Linked DNA regions of Homo sapiens: region 1 is linked to region 2. The links are chromatin loops, found by intact Hi-C in ENCODE. Cell type or tissue: A673. All regions are shown on one strand. Links, peaks and the distances in the headings refer to the core of each region. The heading gives the core; the rest is flanking DNA.

Region 1 (5,855 bases), core at 301-5,300, 170 kb after region 2:
ATCAGTCACTTCTGTCTTGTGGCTTTTACTGTGCTTCAGGGTGGACTTCTGACTTCATCCTACCTGAAGTTTGCTGCCTTTCTTGGATGTTTATTTCAAATAGTTGCACTGACAGGTCTAAGAATTTCCCCTGTACCGGTGAGTGAAATGGATGAGCATGCCCACGAGAGGTCTCAGATTTTCCAACCACCCATGTGTGGGTTGTGTTCAATTTCCTCCTCCTACAACCACTTTCCTTCTTAATGAAAATGCCTGGGTCACTTCACAATGTAATCACATGACCGAATCTGGTCACACATCCTATGCTTGGCACCTGTCACATCTACTTTGCCCCCAGCCTTTGGGGTCCCTACTCCTGAGGTCCTGAACATTCATAGAGAACAGATCTCATTAAGCACAGGAGAGGGGCAGAAAGAATTTGCAAGATTAAGTGGGCCAAGTCTTGTAACACCAGTTGTAGGTAGAAGCAATAGCAGGCTCCAAAGATATCCATGTCCTGATTCCCAGAACCTGTGCAAGGGAAATGAAGGTTGCAGATGGAATGAAAGTTGCTGATCAGCTGAGCTTGAGATGAGAAGACATTACTGGATTACCCAGGTAGGACCAATGTTATCACATGGGTCTTTATCATGGAAAGAGGGAAGCAAGAGGGTCAGAGTTAGAGAGAGATTGGAAGATGCTACACTGCTGGCTTTGAAGATGGAGGGAGCAGCTACATAATAAGGCGTGTAGGCAGCCTCTAGAAGCTGGAAATGTCAAGCAAACCGTTTCTCTCCTAGAGCCTCCAGAAGGAAGCCAGCCCTGCTGACACCTTGATGGGAGCCCCAGGAAACTAATTTCAGACTTCTTACCTCCAGAACTGTAAGCAAAGAAATGTGCATTGTTTTAAGCTGCAAAGTCTGTGATGCTTTGTCCTAGAAGCAAGAGGAAACTGTTCTAACCTCCTTCGGCAGTTGAAGGAAATCAAGTCAACAGCAACTGAAGTCATTAGAGTGAGGTCTCAGATTCCCATGTGGGATTTTTTTCCTTGCTCTTGGTTTTGCTCAAGACCTAGGATCTGATTTTGGCTGGTGCAAAAGCCACCAAAGTTACTGAGATTTGGGGGAATGGGATTCAGGGCCGAGTGGGGACATAAGAAGCCCAGAGCAGAAGCTGAAGAGCCAACAGACGTCAATTTAAAACACAGCACATTCTTAGCATCGGGCGATGTGTCTGCAACTAACTGATCGGATGGTGTGTGTTTTCTGTGTCTTTTTCAATATGTTAAAGGCAAAATCACAATAGTGAGTAAGGGTGACCGCACAGCAAAACTGTTCTTCTAGACTCATCTTGCACCATAGTGGCAGCTGAAGGAATTGTGCACCACGATGCACCCCTGTGGTCAGGAAAGGCTTCTAGGATGCCTGGGAGCTGAACGAGGTGGTAAATGATGGTGTTGGAGCTGGAGAGAAGTACAGGGTAGGCATTCCAGGTGACAGGAAGGAAATAAGGAAGCCAAGCAGTGTAGTGGTGAGAAGAAGCACAGGTTCACCCATGTGTGTGGACCGCTGCTTCTTCATACCCAGGAACCCAGCCAGTCCTGGAGATGCACAGATGAGCAAACCATGGCCAGACACTCACTCCCATGTTGCTTAGCGTCTAACGAGGAAAGCGGATATTTAAACAAAATTGCCCACAGGATATAAAAGTAGTGCCGTGGTCAGAGCCGCAGTAAGGAGGTGAGGCTTCTAGATGCTTATAACATGGTCAGCTTGGGTCAGGCAGGGACACAGATATATGAACTTTTTTATTTTTTTTTAAATTTTTTTGAGACAGAGTCTCGCTCTGTCGCCTAGGCTGGAGTGCAGTGGCGCAATCTCCATTCACTGCAACCTCCGCCTCCCAGGTTCAAGTGATTCTCCTGCCTCAGCCTCCTGAGTAGCTGGGACCACAGGCACATGCCACCACATTCAGCTATTTTTTTTGTATTTTTAGTAGAGATGGGGTTTCACCGTGCTAGCCAGGATGGTCTCAATCTCCTGACCCCGTGATCCGCCCGCCTCGGCCTCGCAAAGTGCTGGGATTACAGGAGTGAGCCACTGCACCCGGCCACAGATGTGAACTTTTAAGGGCAAGTGACCATGGAGCTAACAGTGGAGCTGACAATTGAAGTATGAAGACAGCACAAGGTAGAGGCAGAAAGTTTTGTGTAGCAAGTGTGGTACGTGCAAAGGGCCTGTGGTCGATGGAACCGAGGATCCTGTGGGGCTCAGTGAGGAGGGAAAGAGGAGCTCAGGTATGGCGTGCCATGGAGGGGAACACAGTGAGGCCACAGTCAGTCCTCAACCTTGAAAATGGCCCTTTGACTGTCCTCAGGGTCTAGCCTTGCTTGCCATGTTCATTGGGTCTAGCACCCTCTGCTTGCTCCCAGACAGCTTTCTCCTGCCTCCCAGCTCTGCATCTCTCAGATCCTGGCTCTGATCCCACGCTGCTGTTGCTTCCACTCATGTACCCATTGCTAACGGCATCATTTCTTGGAGTAATTCATTGCAAAGTTCATTTCCCACGATAAACGCAGTCTGTGCTCATTACAGTCAACAGGGTGGCCCAAAAGAGTTCAGTTAAGGGAAAAAAAAATCAAATTTTCCCTTGAAAAGAAGCCAGTGATATGGCTTGGGTCCATCTTCCTGAGGTTTGAAAACTTCTCTGTTAGTGTTAGTTGCTTTTAGGCCTGGTCCTGCTGCATATACAATGTGTATCTTTCTCTCTCTCTTTTTTTTTTTTTTTTTCTTTTTTGAGATGGAGTCTCGCTCTGTCAGCCAGGCTGGAGTGCAGTGGCGTGATCTCGGCTCACTGCAACTTCCGCCTCCCAAGTTTAAGCGATTCTCGTGCCTCAGCCTCCCAAGTAGCTGGGATTACAGGTGTGTGCCACCACGCCCAGCTAGTTGTTGTTTTAAGACTGAGTCTCACTCCAGCCCGGGCTGGAGTGCAGTGGTGTGATCTTGGCTCACTGTAACCTCCACCTTCTGGGTTCAAGCAATTCTCCTGTCTCAGCTTCCCGAGTAACTGGGATTACAGGCACCCGCCACCACACCCGGCTAATTTTTGTATTTTTGGTAGAGACGGGGTTTCACTATGTTGGCCAGGCTGGTCTCGAACTCCTGACCTCAGATGATCCACCCACCTCGGCCTCCCAAAGTGCTGGGATTACAGGCAGGAGCCACTGTGCCCGGCCTATCTTTCTCTTTATATGTAGACGGTGCCCTCTCCTGGTGGGAGGCTCTCAGTGCCTGGCTCCAAATCCATGACCCTAGAGGTGGAGGGGTCCCCAGCTGCCCCACTTACTTCTCCCAAGCTGGTGCCCTTGGGAATCACCAACTTCTTGTGACCACCTGTTCTAGCTACTTGGTTCACTTTGACCCAGCCCCTCAGGGGTGACACCCTCCCTCATCAGGCTCCCAGATCCCATCAGGTGTTCAAACCCTATGTGGCAGGTACAATCCTGGTCCCCAGAGATGCCCACATCCTAATTCTTAGAACTTGTGAACTTTTAGGACAAAGAGGAATTTGCAGATAGGATTCAGGTAAGGTTCTTAAGATGGGGACATTTTTTGAATGATCTATGGAATCACAGTGGGGTCCCAGGGCTTTTATAAGGAGAGGAAGGGAGATATTTAACCGCAGAAAAAAGGGATGTGAGGATGGAAGCAGAGGTCGGAGTCATGTGCTTTGAAGATGGGGTAACGGCTAATGAGCCAAGGATGGCAGGTGGCTTGTAAAAACTAGAAAAAGTAAGAAATGAATTCTCTCCTAGAGATTCTGGAGAGACTGCAAGCCTCCCAACACCTTGATTTTAAAATAGTGAAATCCATTTCAGACTCCTGACCTACAGAAATGTAAGAAAATAAACATGTGTTGTTTTCAGTGTTGGCAGCTGACAAGTAATGAACACACTTCCTCAATTCATCCTTCTTCCTCCGCCCACTCAGGAATAAAGCTCCCTCTCTTCAAAATGGCATTTGTCTGCAGTATATGAGGAGTGTGAATACAGGTGTCATGATGTATATTTTTGTGTTTTTCTTGTTGTTTTTTTAGAGATGGGGTCTCACTATGTTGCCCAGGCTGGACTTGAATTCCTGGTCTCAAGCAATCCTCCTGCATTAACCTCCCAAAGTGCTAGGATTACAGGGATGAGCAACTGTGCTCAACCCGTATCTTTTTTGTTTTGTTTTTTTGTTTTTGAGACAGAGTCTCATTCTATCGCCCAGGCTGGAGTGCAATGGCACGACCTCAGCTCACTGCAACCTATGCCTCCTGGTTCAAGCAATTTTCCTGCTTCAGCCTCCCAAGTAGCTAGGATTACAGGTGCCCACCAGCCTGCCCAGCCAATTTTTGTATTTTTAGTAGAGACGGAGTTTCACCATGTTGCCCAGGCTGATCTCAAACTCCTGGTCTCAGGTGATCCTCCTCTCTCAGCCTCTTGAGTAACTGGGGTTGCTGACATAAGCCACTGCACCTGGCCTTTGAATCCTTTCAAGAATTAAGTCAATGGTCTGTTTCCTCAATTCTACTCACTTATTTCCCCACAGCCCTTCTCCTCCTCTTTCCCTTTTTCCACTTCCCACATGCTTCATGCCTCACACACCCTTCCTATGAGTCTCAGCATCCATGCATCCTTGCACCAAAGCGTGAGAGACACGGGGTCAGTCTTGGATGGAGAAGGAGCTCCCTTCTACACTTTCCTGAGCTCCTGGAGCTGATGTTACCGGTGCCCCATCCTCCCTTTGAATCATCTTCGCCTTCTGCCATCCCTCCCATGAAGGTCGGCCCCACCTCAAGCTATCCCCTCATATCCCTGACCTTTGCTACCATTTCTGTGCCCCCCTCCAGCCCTGTGCTCACTGCTTCTCATGCTCTATACCTGCAGTCTTTGACCGCTGCCCTTGAATTGCTGGGTTTGCTCTTTCCTGTGATCCGAAAAAGCTGAAGCACAGGGGTTTTCCTTCCTCCTCTTTGCTGTGGCGTGAACCCCCACTCCCTTGCCACGCAGGCCTGGAGGGTCTGCCCAAGTAAACCACTAGCATGATTGCATGCCAGAGTTGCATATTGTTGTGAGTCATAAAAAGATATGTGCGGCAGGCACAGTGGCTCACGTCTGTAATCCCACCACTTTGCGAGGCTGAGGCGGGCGGATCACAAGGTCAGGAGTTCGAGACCAGCCTGAGCAACATGGCAAAACCCTGTCTCTGCTAAAAATACAAAAATTAGCCAGGTGTGGTGGTGGACGCCTGTAATCCCAACTACTCAGGAGGCTGAGGCAAGAGAATCGCTTGAACCCAGGAGGTGGAGGTTTCAGTGAGCTGAAATCGTGCCATTGCACTCCAGCCTGGGTGACAGAGTGAGAGTCTGTCTCAAAAAAAGAAAAAAAAGATGTGCATGTCCTCACCCTCAAAATGTAGAAACAGGATCTTATTTAGAAATAGGTTCCTTGCAGACATACTTAAGTGAAGGATCTTGAGATGAGATCATCCCAGATTTAGGGTGGGCCCTAAATCCAATTACTAGTGTCCTTACAAGGAGATAGAGATTTGGAGACACAGAGGAGGCGGCCACGTGGAGATGGAGGCAGGGATTGGAGTGATGTGGCCACAAGCCCAGGAACACCTGGAACCCCCAGGAGCTGGGAGAGGCAGGAAGGATCCTCCCCTAGAGCCTCCAGGGTAGCGCAGCCCTGCTCACGCCTAGATCTCAGACTTCTGGTCTTTGGAACGGTGACAACGTCAATTTTCTTTGTCTGAAGTCACCCAGTGAGTGGTGACTAGCTGTGGTAACGTGATCAATTTCTCACTTCAGAAGGCATCAGAGTGACCCCGTCT
Region 2 (5,807 bases), core at 808-5,807:
ATGAAAACAGAATGCCCAGCAGGTGGTCCTCATGACCCCTCAAAGAGAGGTTCCCCCAAGCAATCATGATTCAAATATTTTCATCTTAAGTAGCTTGAACGTTAGCCTTGTCACCCAGGTGAATTTAGTCTCATGATTAGGTAACTATGTATTTCATATGTTCATAGTCTATCTTGAGCTTTAAAAGAGATTTATGGCATCATATTCACAGCTACGAAGGTTCATAATTTTGGGGCCACTTCTACAGTCATTTCATACAATTTATTTGTGAAATATAGAAAAAAACTATTCAATAATCAAATCCAGTTATTTTTCTTTTACATTTATTTAAAATGATTAAAAATAGTTTATGACAGTTTTAGAAAATGGAATGGATTAAAGGCTAAAAATGTTTAGATTCCATTTAAGTAGGTGTGTGTGTGTGTGTGTGTGTAACTAAAAACACAGGTTTTTTCACAAGAATTTAATTAAGCTCATGCTGAAACTCTTATAGGGAAAATAGTAATTGAGCATCAGACATCACCACTCCTGAAAAAAACCTTCTACAAGAATTGAAAAGTGTTGCAGGACCTAATACTGAAATAGGAAATATGGACTATCTTCAAACTGCACAAATGATGCATGAATCCACATTTGAGACCCGCAACTCCGAGGTACCTAATGTGAATGATTAAAGATATTTTACAAACCGGGGAGCCCTTTCAAGTGCTTTCCACTTTCAACCTTCTCTCTTTGAAGACCCCAATTCATAATGGTGAGCATAAAACATGCATACTGGGAATTTTTATGGGCCCCATATATACATTCCAGACTGTACATGAATGTCTTGATCTTTGGTTCTGATATTTATGGCAAAGTCTAAATGTTATATGAACATTAACCTTAGTTTACTCAAACTATACCAATATGCCCAAACCATCCTTTTTTCTCTCCCCACAAGTATTTCTAAAAGAGAAGCAAAAAGCTAGTATACTTCTTGGATGCCTAAGGATTTAAGACTTCCTACCCTGATGAATAGAAAAAGTATAAACCAAGGAATGCAATGTTGGTGCCTTAGGAACTAGCACTTACAGAGTATCAAAGACTAAAAATACTACAAAAAGGCTCAACGCCTGATAATCACTATTTCTGTCTCCTATGCGCCAAAACATATCACAACCATATGATTTCCTAGGAAAAAGCATCCCAAGATTTCCCCCAGATGGTTTTAACATCAGTCATTTTGCACTTAACATTTCAAAATGCAGCCTTATTTTCTTCAGGTAATAATAATTTTATGTGCAGATATCTCAAAGCTGAAAGGATGATCAAACCCTGCTTGTGGGTGTCAGAAATAATGCATCCCCACTTCATTCGCAATAATGAATGCTCAATGATTTTTTCATATCACTGAAGAATTTAGCACAGGTCCAGCATCTTTGGAACCTCAACAATATTCTTCATCTCCCAGAAGCTGATAACATCCCCTCCCCACCAAGATATTCTACCTCCCTACTGCTCACCGCTTTGTGCCATCAACATGGTTAAGCGTGTGTGTGTTATTGCACCATGAGGTAGCTGAAGATCTCACAACAGAGAGCCACAGTCTCTTTGTGCAAATGAATAGCCAAACCAACATTGCAAGCAATCCTTTTTTAGAACGCAGGGTCTAGCTGCCTAACTTATCTTTATAACCACATCACATTCAATGAGTTGGGAATGCTTAGTGAGGCAGCTCATGTACTTTACACAGAAGAAAACACACTTTAGGTCATCAAATTGTGTCAAGAATAAAAGGAAATCTCCACAACAGTGATAAACACGGTTCTTGTTTTAGTTGTTTTTCTCAAAGTAATCAGGGGATCTTAACATCTTCAGACATTTTCTGGTTCTGAAAGGAAGATTAGAAACAAATGTCATTGTGGGGGCAAAAAAAAAAGTCTTATTAAACAGAGAAAAAGAAAACCAAGATCCAATTCTATGCTGTTACAAGAGACTCTTGCTCTAGATTTAGGAGAAGGAAGATTAGAACAGAAAAAAATGAAGCAGAAATGAAGTTGCACATCTTAAATATATACAATGTTTGTCTATCATACTTTAATAAAGCTAGAAGAATGAAAAATCTATTTTAAAAAAAAGAAAACCAAGATCAGACTATGTGCTGTCTACATGACACCTGCTTTACATTCGGCAGAAGGAGATAGATTAGAACAAATAAATGATGCAGAAATGAAGTTGTACATCTTAAATATATACAATGTTTATTTGTCAACTATACCTCAATAAAGCAGGAAAAATTAAAAATAGAAAATATTTAAAAACTGTTAAAATCATATCTGGAAACAAATATTCGTTTTGAAAACATTGTTTTTGACATTTTGCCATTTGTTAAGGATTTTGATGATCTTAAATGAATTGAGTAACTTCCTTTTTGGTTAAAACTAATATTTGTAGGAACTTCTTTTTTCGAATATGGCCTTGTTGGTCTTTATAACTTCTGAAGTGATGTTGTCATTTGCTCCACTTTATAAAATAAAAGCAAAGTATGATTCTTAAAAGTCCACATCAAGTGACAGACATCTGCTTCTATCTGTGTAGCTCTGTTACTACAACTCTTTCTCTACAAAGTGTGCAAGCTTCAGTGTATGGCCTCAGCAGGTACACAGTTCCACAGGTTGTGCACTGCACCACATCACCATGGATATGGTTAGTATACCATGTACGTCATCCTTTAGGAGACAGAGAAAATTAATGACCTAACTAAGGAGAGGTGGACAGCTGGGTACCATTAGCAGCAGCCTGGAACTTTAGAGTCAAGTTCGCAGAGCTCTGAGCCCCATTTGATACCAAACCCATACGTATTTGCTGTCATGCACATATTTCCTAGATAGTATAAAGGCTTTACAGCCAGCGAGGTGATATAGGCCCAGGATCCACATAAATGTCACTGCTCACCCTTGAAGAGATCTCCCTAACATCAGCTCACTCTGTCTACATCCTCCTTTCTGATCTCAGGAACTTTAAGGGAGGGGAAGATAAACTTGGTGCTTGGGAATACCTGGTGAGGGTATCATCGAAGTACAATGGAGAAAGTAGACAAAAATACTTACCAGGCAGCCAAAAGGCATGAAAGAGCTTCAAGACATTATACCTCTTTAGCAAAAACGTGCTTCCTTCCACCTCAGATAAATGGGGCAGGCATCATCCACGTTTTTAAAACTACACCTATTTCAGAAACTCAACTGGCCCCCATTCCAATGATTTTCCTTCTAAAATATTGCACTAAAATATATTTGCCTTGATTATTGAGTTTGTGGGGGACCCCTGTACCCCGCCCTTACATTTTGTGCTTGTGGAGATGGGTGCCTCTCTCTGCTTACTCAGTTTCAGCCCTTGGTTAACAAAGGCTTACAAATCACTGCCACAAAAGCTACTGAAGTTAACACGTGGTGTTCGTTAATGATGGCTGCCATGTTGGGTGAAAGAGTGTTGTCACTGAACCCAAGAATCTGCTCTCAGGTTGCCAGGAAAATAAGGCAGTTTTTCAGAAACTCAGTTTCCTCCTAAAATTTCAGGACGGGGCGTAATGTAGACGGAGGCTCACCCCAAACGGAGGTTCATTAGCTAACGGTTGATACTGCCCATTCACCAGCAGAGGGAGCGCATGGGAAGGTTTTAGGATTTTTGAGGCCAAATGCAAATCCTAAAGCAAACACCGTAGGAATGGGCACCCCTTTCTGGTTTCCTTCGGGGACACAAAGAAGGTATGAGTTAGAGGGCCCTGGGCAAACTCCAGACAGATTCTGACGTGGGTGGCCTGAGGTTTAAACCAAGCCTCCAGAGACACCCAGTTAAAGATCTGAGTCACTCTTTAGGCTATAAAACAATCCCTGACTGTTGTTTCAGAGATTTCTTTAGGGCATCCTCTGCTCTCAAATCCCAAGTGATTCTTCAAACCCAGGAGTGTGGAGCCGGCATTGAACCAGGAAGCCACAGCAGATCTTTCCTCTCCCCTATGGTCTGAGCGCACCTTCGGAATTTCAGAGAGGCTTATAATTCAGTGTTTCGGTAGTTTTCTTTGCGGGTGGGGTTCTGGGCAAAACATTCACATTCAACCCAGGTATTTTTCCTGACTCGCCTGTGACGAAAATTTCACTGAATACAAAACAGAACAGGTAGTTAAACCAACCGTCATGCTTATAGTCTTGCAATGTAGGTTGGTAATTTTTGTTTGTTTGTTTCTTTTTCTTTCCTTTTTTTCTCCTCCTCTTTTACATTAGACAGATAATGTGCCAGCCTCATTGTAACAAGGTTTAGAGGAAGGTACAGCTCACACCTGACCATGAAAACCCAATTGTTGGCCAGGCACGGTGGCTCACGCCTGTAATCTCAGAACTTTGGGAGGCCAAGGCGGGCAGCTCACTTGAGGTCAGGAGTTCAAGACCAGCCTGGCCAACATGGTGAAACCCCATCTCTACTAAAAATACAAAAATTAGCCAGGCGTGGTGGTGCATGCCTGTAGTCCCAGCTGTTCGGGAGGCTGAGGCAAGAGAATCTCTTGAACCCAGGAGGTAGAGGTTGCAGTGAGCCGAGGTCCTGCCACTGCAGTCCAGCCTGGGCAACACAGTGTAACTCTGTCTCAAAAAGAATAAAAATAAATTTTAAAAAATCACATTATTAGGCAAGTTATGTATATTGAACTTAACCAGAAATAACCTTGCTAGTGACAGACATCTGAAAGTAATTTTTTTTTTTAAATCAGGCTTAGTAACAAGCAAAACAATGTTTAGAGCCAAACTTACCATGGGTCCTGAAACAATTTCTCCTATTGTTTAGTTTGAAATAACTGGCTGCTGCTCCCAGCAGTGTCACCACCACCACGGATACGATGGGAGACACGATTTTTGCTACCATATTGCCTGCAGGAGTGGAGAAAAAGCAAGCTCATCCGAGAAAAAAACATGGCTGCAGGAAAACTGCTTAAATATTAGGTTGGTCCAAAAGTTATTGCGGTTTTTGCCATTGAAAGTAATGACAAAAACTGCAATAACTTTTGCATCTATCTAGTAACTTCTCCATCACGTCCCTTCCCACCCTTGTATTCACAGAAAAAAAAGAGAAACTTAATTTAAAAAAAAAGAAAAAAAAACCTTAGGAAGTAATTCTGTTTTCACAAAGAGCCAAGCTTGTCAACCACATTTTACCACTGAAGACATCCAAGGCCAGGATTTGCACAGACGAGGCACTTGGCATTTTTGTTTGTTTGTTGAAGTCAATTCATGTATGCCTTTTAATTAATTTTATTTATTTATTTATTTATTTATTTCTTATTATTTTTTGAGACGGAATGTTGCTCTGTCGCCCAGTCTGGAATACAGTGGCGTGATCTCAGTTCACTGCAACCTCCTTCTCCCGGGTTCAAGCGATTCTCCTGCCTCAGCCTCCCGAATAGCTGGGACTACAGGTGTATGCCACCATGCCCAACTAATTTTTGCATTTTTAGTAGAGATGGGGTTTCACCATGTTGGCCAGGCTGGTCTCGAACTCTTGACCTCAGGTGATCCACTCGCCTCAGCCTCCCAAAGTGTTGGGATTACAGAGGGGAGCCACCGCGCCTGGCCTGATTTATTTTTTTAGAGATGGGGTCTCACTATGCCGCCTAAGCTCGTCCTGAACTCCTGGGCTCAAGTGATCCTCCTGCCTCCGCCTCCTGAGTAGTTGGGATGACAGGCACATGTCAAAACTATTTTGTGCCTTTTTAGATGTAGAATGCCCACTCATGCAAAAATATTGTTCCACTAAAAACTGCCAGATAGGCTTGCTTTCAA

What was found. A loop is a pair of places that touch in the nucleus more often than their neighbours do. Peaks named below come from ENCODE experiments on the same cell type or tissue, not always from the same donor. Only the 100,000 strongest peaks of a DNase experiment are listed, where the experiment ranks them.
Region 1: a loop joins it to region 2, with 7 times the contacts of the local background. A loop is called at or near these places in 83 of 110 quality-filtered maps.

Annotation. Positions count from the first base shown.
Region 1 is chrX:2,642,167-2,648,021 of GRCh38, reverse strand. It overlaps the pseudogene CD99P1. Among named protein-coding and RNA genes, the nearest start is that of LINC00102, 30 kb to the right of the region's middle. In A673, for the core only: a CTCF peak has its summit at 3,264 (motif pointing left); a DNase peak (open chromatin) is centred at 3,251.
Region 2 is chrX:2,810,427-2,816,233 of GRCh38, reverse strand. XG (Xg glycoprotein (Xg blood group)) reads right to left here. Exons shown (of 11, transcript NM_001141919.2): 10 at 4,782-4,898; 11 at 1-1,870. The coding sequence ends at 1,854. Among named protein-coding and RNA genes, the nearest start is that of GYG2, 16 kb to the left of the region's middle. In A673, for the core only: a CTCF peak has its summit at 3,590 (motif pointing right); a DNase peak (open chromatin) is centred at 3,613; H3K27ac peaks cover 4,293 bases.